2 separate regions of the Homo sapiens genome follow, and region 2 is linked to region 1. Evidence: read pairs that join two places in POLR2A ChIA-PET (ENCODE). Cell type or tissue: endothelial cell of umbilical vein. All regions are shown on one strand.

The links. Peaks named below come from ENCODE experiments on the same cell type or tissue, not always from the same donor. Only the 100,000 strongest peaks of a DNase experiment are listed, where the experiment ranks them.
Region 2: POLR2A ChIA-PET joins it to region 1 with 7 read pairs; 1 of 35 experiments calls an interaction of 5 or more read pairs at or near these places.

The regions. Positions count from the first base shown.
Region 1 is chr5:73,462,614-73,466,613 of GRCh38, reverse strand. LINC01386 (long intergenic non-protein coding RNA 1386) reads left to right here. Exons shown (of 5, transcript NR_126410.1): 3 at 1,162-1,288. Among named protein-coding and RNA genes, the nearest start is that of LINC01386, 8.4 kb to the left of the region's middle. In endothelial cell of umbilical vein, no CTCF peak of the experiment used is centred here; a DNase peak (open chromatin) is centred at 2,063; H3K27me3 peaks cover 1,104 bases.
Region 2 is chr5:73,760,898-73,764,897 of GRCh38, reverse strand. All of the region lies in intron 4 of ARHGEF28 (Rho guanine nucleotide exchange factor 28), which reads right to left. Among named protein-coding and RNA genes, the nearest start is that of ARHGEF28, 140 kb to the right of the region's middle. In endothelial cell of umbilical vein, no CTCF peak of the experiment used is centred here; no DNase peak of the experiment used is centred here; H3K27ac peaks cover 1,170 bases.

The DNA of each region.
Region 1 (4,000 bases):
CATGGGAAGGGGGAGTCAGACATGCCTCTTTATACCCTCCTCCCTACTGGAATTCAGGAAAAGCCAATGAGCATTAACATTAACACAGACCTTAAGTCTGATAAGAAACATTTACAATGTATTCTCTCTGAAGCCTGCCATCTGGAGGCTTCATCTGCATGATAAAACATTGGCCTCTACAACCCCTTATTGTAATCCAAATATTCCTTTCTTTTGATTCCAGGTCTTTAGATGATAACTTAACTCTTTCAACCAATTGCTAATCAGAAAATCTTTAAATCTACCTATGACCGGGAAGCCTCCACTTTGAGTTGTCCCACTTTCCCAGATAAAACCAATGCATATCTTCCATGTATTGGCTGATGTCTCATGTCTCCCTAAAATATACAAAAGCAAACTGTACCCCATCCACCTTGGACACATATCGTCAAGACCTCTTGAGGCTGTGTCACAGGTGTGGCCTTAACCTTGGCAAAATAAACCTTCTAAATTAATTGAGACCTGTATCAGATGCTTTTGAGTTCACACATGACAGATGATTAATACCCTTGGCCAAAAACAAGTTCTAATATATCAAGAATCACTCCCCAAAAGAAGATGAGTGAAAAATATGGATGGGGAAATCACAAAGGAAAAAATTCAAATATGTGTGTATTCAACCTCAACATCAATAAAGGACATGCACATTACAATCATGAGATTTTTATTTTTACCATTTAATGGAAAAGATTTTAAGAGAATATAGTTCTCAGTATTGACAAGAATGTGCAGAAGAAGGTACTCTCCCAGTCTTAGATAGATTGTTCACACACAGGTGGAAACTGAGGCTAGAGTGTGGAATAAAGGGGTAGGACAGTCACAGGTAAACAGCCTTATGTCCCTAAAGAGGCTGGATGTGGTATCAGTCTTGGCCATCCCAGCTGGAGATCTGATGAAAGTTCTTGATGGGTTAGGAAGTTAGACAGCAGGAGAGCAGGGGAGAAACAGATCCAAGAGAGTGCTTGTCATTTCTGATGCCATTGCATCTAAGTTTCCCTTCATAATTCTTCCTTGCTCACCTTTTTATTTTTATAGAGCATCTCAAGAATCAACTCTTAAAACCCAGCACACATTTATACTGGCTTCTTTTTAAAATTGCATTCACTTTCAACATTATATTAGGAAAGGCAATGCAGTAGCAGAAACAAGCTGGGCTGGCATTTCTGTGCAGTTTGTTCAGCACGCTGAATGGGAAGCGCAGGGTAACAGTGAGAGCACGAATCAAAGTTTATCACCTGTGGGGTTTCAGGCAAGTTGTTCAATCATTCTCAACTTGTTTTCTGCATGTTTGCCTTCCTTCCCTCCCTCCCTCCCTCCCTCCGTCCCTCCCTCTCTCCCTCTCTCCCTCTCTCTCTCTCTCTTTCTTATTTGAGATGAAGTCTCGCTCTGTCGCCCAGGCTGGAGTGCAGTGGCACGATCTCGGCTCACTGCAAGCTCCGCCTCCCGGGTTCACGCCATTCTCCTGTCTCAGCCTCACGAGTAGCTGGGACCACGGGCGCCCGCCACCACGCCTGGCTACTTTTTTTTGTATTTTTAGTAGAGACGGGGTTTCACCGTGTTAGCCAGGATGGTCTCGATCTCCTGACTTCGTGATCCGCCCGCCTCGGCCTCCCAACGTGCTAGGATTACAGGCGTGAGCCACCGTGCCCTGCCAAATGTTTGTATTTCTATAAGTAGGAATAATAACACTAACTTCACAGTGTTGTTGTGGGGATTGAGTAAAATTGTGTATGTAAAATCCTGAGAATTAGTCTATGTTTAATAAAGGTAGGTTTCCTTCCTTTTTTGAGAAAAACAAGCCATGGGACTAGTTATCCTACAGGTGGCATTCTACATTTCTTGTGTGGTCTCCATTCCAAACAGGCTCTGAGGCCTCACACTGTCTGAGGCTCTTGCTAACCCGTGATAAAGGGTTCTTGGCAAAAAAAGTTGAGCTGCTTCCTATTTCGTTGGCCTCCAGGCTGAGAGGAAAGCTCTGGCTTAGGGTAAAATACTGCTGGGTGGAATCCAGAATGACCTCCATCCAGCTCCCCAGCTGCACAGGCTAAACTGTGGCTTGCATGAAAATTGGAGAGTATGTGACCTCATCTGGTGAGGAAATGGAGAACAAAAGACGGGTGAACAGGAGCCAAAAAAAAGCCTCATAAAACATATTTTAATCACATCAGTCTGGCATTACCATCCCTGCATAGCTACTAAATGCTCATGGCTGTCAGAATTTGGTGATTACAACTGTGGCTGTCATGTTAGGGACACAAAACCTAAGCTTAAACGAAAAGGTCAGGGCCCAAAAGGCATGCACAGAAGGGAATGGTGGAGTTTACAATGTTCCATCTAACACTGGACACGTGACAGTAAGTCAGGTAGCTTCTGACGTTACTGCTTCGGCTGTTGCTACAGTCTTCCTTTTGGGAGGCAGTATAGGTAGGATGTGTTTAAAATAAAAATAGAGATGAATCCACATCAGAAAAGGAAGATCAAGATCTTAATTTCCCCACTGCTATCTTCCAATCAGTGCATCAGAATCACCTGCAGAGCTTGGTAAAAACAGATTCAGGAACACCACAGTCTTAGTTTGGGTTGCTATAACAAAGAACCGTAGACACAGTGGCTTATTAAGCACAGAAGTTTAATTCTCACTGTTCTGGAGGCTGGAAGTCTGAGATTAGGGTGCCAGCATGGTCAGGTTCTGATAAGGATGTTCTTCTCGGTTGCAGATGGCCAACTTATCCTTGTGTCCATCCTTCCATGGTGGAAAGAGGTGTAGAGAGCTCTCCGGGGTCATTTTTAAAAGGGGACTAATCCCATTCATGGGGGTTCCACCATTGTGGCCTAATCACCTCCCAAAGGCCCCACCTCCTAATACCATCACATTTCAGATTAGGAATTTTTTTTTTTTTTTTTGAGACAGAGTCTCACTCTGTCACTTAGGCTGGAGTGCAGAGTGATCTCGCCTCACTGCAACCTCCGCCTCCCGGGTTCAAGCGATTCTCCTGCCTCAGCTGGGACTACAGGTGCGTGCCACTATGCTCGGCTAATTTTTGTATTTTTAGTAGAGACAGGGTTTCACCATGTTGCCCAGGCTGGTCTTAAACTCCTGACCTCAGACGATCCACCCGCCTCAGCCTCCCAAAGTGCTGGAATTACAGGTGTGAGCCACCATGCCGGGCCAGGTTAGGATTTTAACACATGAATTTTGGGCAGGGACACAAACATTCAGTCCATTGCATCCATTCTCAGAATTTCTGAAGTGAGACCTGAGAATTTCCATTCCCAGGAAGCTCCCAGGTGATGCTGATGCTGCAGGTCCAGAGACTGCTTGAGCACTGCTGCTCTAGGTGATTTTTAGAGAAGGTCTGTTCCTGTTTCTAGGGGATCTGCTCTGAAGCCTGATATTCCCTCATGCCCCTACTCTTACCCAGACTATGTAGATCATTCTCCTCTAGTTTTCAAAACATCAAAGTAATTATCTCTTTTTTTGGTTGTTATTCAGAACAAGAAGAAGTTTATTAGTTGGAACAGAAATACAGATTATAACAGGGGTACACTCAAGTCCAGATTAATAGCCCCAACACTGGCTGAACTTTAGAAAAATCTGGGAAACTGGAAAGAGGAAGAAATAAAAGGCAGAAGGAAGCAAGCTGGCCCAGGCTTCACACCCAGATATTCTAATTTAATATGTTTGTGGTGGGGTCCTATCCTAGCAGGAATAAGCTTTAAAAGCTACCCATGTGACTCTAATTTGCAACCAGGGCTGAGAACTGCTGGTCTAGATCACTGTATTAGTCCATTCTTGTGTTGCTATAAAGAAATACATGAGGCCAGGCACAGTGGCTCACACCTGTAATCCCAGCGCTTTAGGAGGCCAAGGCAGGTGGATCCCTTGAGGTCAGGAGTTCAAGACCAGCCTGGCCAACATGGTGAAACCCCATCTCTACTAAAAAAACAAAAATTAGCTGGT
Region 2 (4,000 bases), 300 kb before region 1:
AAAGGGTTGTGCCTTAGAGCATCTTCCATTTACACAGCCTACTCAGAGCTCTGGCATGTAGATAAACAAATCAGCCTTTTGTAAACAGGAGATCTGAGGTTGGTGAGTCCAGGATAGGAACTGCAAATACAAACACACTCATAAGAAAGACATGAAATCAGGACATTCCACAGAGCGCAAGACCAACATGGTTGGCATGGCTGGATCATAAGCCCAAAAGGTAGAGGAGGAGGACTGAAACAAGCATAATGGCAGGTTTTTCCTCCCTAAAACTTGTTTTCTGCTTCAGCACAGTCGAGACACTCATATTACAACCACCTCCGGCTGAAAATCACCTGAAAATAATTTGGGAAAACACCCATCACACACACATTCATTCCAGAAAATTCACATAGTGCTGTATAACACTGGAATGTACTTCCTGGATTTTGCATCTCATATTGGCAAGATATACTTTATTTTAGCTTGTGGAACGAATACTAAATCAGTTGCAACTTTAAAAAGTCTTCATCAGAATTTCAAGATGGCAACTCAATTTTTGACCTTCACATTCTGAGGATATTTCCAAACTAAATTATGCATATAGCCACCAGTATAAGATATTAAGAATCCAGATACAACACTGTATGGTACAAAGATGGGGAGACCAAGGATTCAAAGCTCTGGATTTGAACACATAGCAAGCCTCCAGCTAACAGCTAGAATGAAATGGAAAGCCATTTAATTCTCAAGTTTCAAGTTGCTTGATCTGTAAAACGGACATGATAACTGCCCAGCCTACTACCTGGGATTGCCAGGGGGCTGTAATGAAAATAACAAATGGGACAGGGCTGTCAAGAACTATAAAAGCCAGTATTGGGGGGACTAAGCAGTTTTACACATTTGTCTGATCTTTTTAATACAAAAAAACTACAATAAACAGTCACTAAATAGATATGTGGTATGTCTGAAAACAATTTTCCTGTGGTCACAATTTAAAGGCATAATTGTAAGGAACTAGCTGCCTGCTTACCGTGCACTGTAATTGCATCAGATGTGCTATTAAGACAAATGTGCTGTAATCCCATGCTTTGGGCAGCAGGCGGTCATTAGGTGTTGTAAGTAGCAATTATGGCATACCTCCTCCTTTCCAGCCTTTATCGATTTTTCTTTCATTTGTTAATGTTGCTTCAAGGCTATGATTCAAGTCCACCATTCATTTCACTCAACAGATATTTGCTGATAGCCAACTGTGTGCAGGCACTCTTCTGCAAGATCTCCCCTTATACCCCAGATGAGCTAGAATTCTCAGACGCCCTCCCACTTGACTCTCCAGGGACCCTGTTCTGTTTGGGAGACAAATGAAAATACATTGCAGTCTAATTTTATTATTGACAAGCAGAAAAAGTGTGGACTCATCATGCCTCGCAGATGGCCCTTTGAAGTCTGCATTGGAAGTCTGCCTTCAAAGACAACCAGGAAACTGGCCATTCGCCTACAGCCAGGCAGGGTCCATTCAGTGCCCTTGCACTGGAAGCCAGTGTCTTGTGTCCAAAGTCCCGGATTGAGAAATATTAGAAATATTACACTCTTTGGGTATGAGCTACAGCTTCAATGGATGATTTCATCCTTTCCTTCACCTGTAAGGCACAATCAACAAGGGATATTCTGGTGAGACTAGAAGAGGAAGGTAAATGGGATAAACCAAACCGGAAATCAGTATAAAAGATGCTGCCATATCTGGAGGGAGGAAGGGGAGGTTGGAAAAAAGTCAACCAGGAATACAGATGGACAACGATTATCCATGAATGAAAAAAAGAAATGAACCACCACACCAACATTTCTTCTTTCATTCTTACTCAGTGTCAGTGACTATGATAAGGATTTTACCTTTCTTGTTTCTATAAAGAGCTAACCTTTATTCAGCACTTTATATGCGTTATCTCATTTAATCCTGACAGCCATTCTATGATGTATGTACTATTACTATCCTTATTTTATAGGGGCAGAAACTAAGCCTTGACATAATTATGCAATTGCTTAGGCTCACTTAAGTAGTATATGGAACATGAAGGATTTGAACCTAGATTTTTCCACCTCCAAAACTCAAGTTCTTAACTATTATGCCTCTCATTATACAAAGGATGGCTTGAATTGGCCCCAACTGCAGTGATATATCTCATGTACTTGTCAAGGAAAAATACATTAAAGCCAACAACAAAAAAAAATCAAGACTATAAAAATTAAATGTGTTGACAAGAAACATAGGAGAGTCATATACTACAAGAATTGGGGACTACTTTTTAAAAATCAGGAATTGACTCATGTAATACTTATATACCTGTATCTCCTATTATAAACTGCAGATGGGAAGATGGGAGTAGTGAAGAAAAATTTATACAAGAATAAAAAGCTCAAAATAGATTTTGTTGTTGTTGTTTTGTTTTTTTTTTTTTTTTTTTTGAGAGGGAGTCTTGCTTTGTCACCCAGGTTGGAGTGCAGTGGTGTGATCTTGGCTCACTGCAACCTCCATCTCCTGGGTTCATGCAATTCTCCTGCCTCAGCCTCCCAAGTAGCTGGGATTACAGGCATGCACCACCACGCCTGGCTAATTTTTGTATTTTTAGTAAAGACACGGTTTCACCATATTGGTCAGTCTGGTCTTGAACTCCTGACCTCAAGTGATCCACCCACCTCAGCCTCCCAAAGTGCTGGGATTACAGGTGTGAGCCACCACACTCAGCCTCAAAATAGATTTTTTTAAAGAGGGCAAGGAAAGATAGAACCAGCCAGGTGTGGTGGCTCATTCCTGTAGTCCCAGCTACTCAGAGGCTGAGGTAGGAGGATCGTTTGAGCCCAGGAGTTGGAGACCAGCCTGAGAAATATAGCAAGACCTTCATCTCTAAAAAAAAAAAAAAAAATTACCCAGTTGTGGTGGCACACACCTATAGTCCCAGTTACTAGGGAGGATGAGGAAAGAGAATCACTTGAGCCCAGAAGTCTGAGACCAGCCTGGGCAATACAGCGACACCCCATCTTAAAAAAAATCAACAAATTGAGAGTGAGGGAAAAATAAGCAGAAGGAACTTGAGCTGAGCAAATTCTAAGGACCCAGGCTCACATCCGTCACTCATGCTTCTCCTCTCCTCCAGATATTGACCTGATGTGTCGCCACTCACAGTACACATACATTCTCATGTCAAACTTGCAAAATAAAAGCAACTACAGTTATAGGTGTGGAAAAGGACAGTAGGTATATGGGGACCTAGGGTAGGATTACAGAAGATTTTTTGAGGTTTCTATCCATACAGCTTCATCCCCACACCAAGGCTTATATTTGAGAGAGTCAAGACAAGGCCTCTTAAACAACACTGGGCCAAGTAAAGGGGGACTTTGGAACAGGACGCACAATTATTCATTTCCCTAAGAATGTACCATCTCTTCTGGCTCCCTGCCTCACTCTCCTCCCCAGATCTCTCCTACCCAACTTTTTCAATCGTGGGGATTTTAACCTCCAAACATTGGTAGTTTTAAAACCAATGTTTTATCTACAAACCAATATTTCATTTGGTTTGTAGATAAAATAGTACAAGGACAACTGCCAGCATTCAAATCCCATTAAGAAATCTATGAGAATAGCAAAATTTTAACTTTCTCCTTCAAGGTTATGAAGATATTCCTTGGTTACTGTCATTTTTTAAATTCAGCTTTAATCCTCTGCGTGCAAGCAAAAACTGCTATATGCATCCTGCTACGTTTTAAGGGGAGAAAAGCCCCAGAGGAGGTAAGCCAGGAATGGGACTTCAAAAACCTTCTACAGTCCCGAATCCTTTGGGAAGCACATTGGGTAGGCTGTTTGCTTCCATTTACATTTTTTGTTCTTGAAAATTATAATTGAGGGAGAGAGAGTGACCGGAATCCAACTCTACGTTCTATTTCCCAGAAGTGGGAGTAAGTGCGTAATTCTCTATTCCAGTATAAGGGCCATTGTTGCCAGACAAAAGTAGGAAGCTTATTTTTT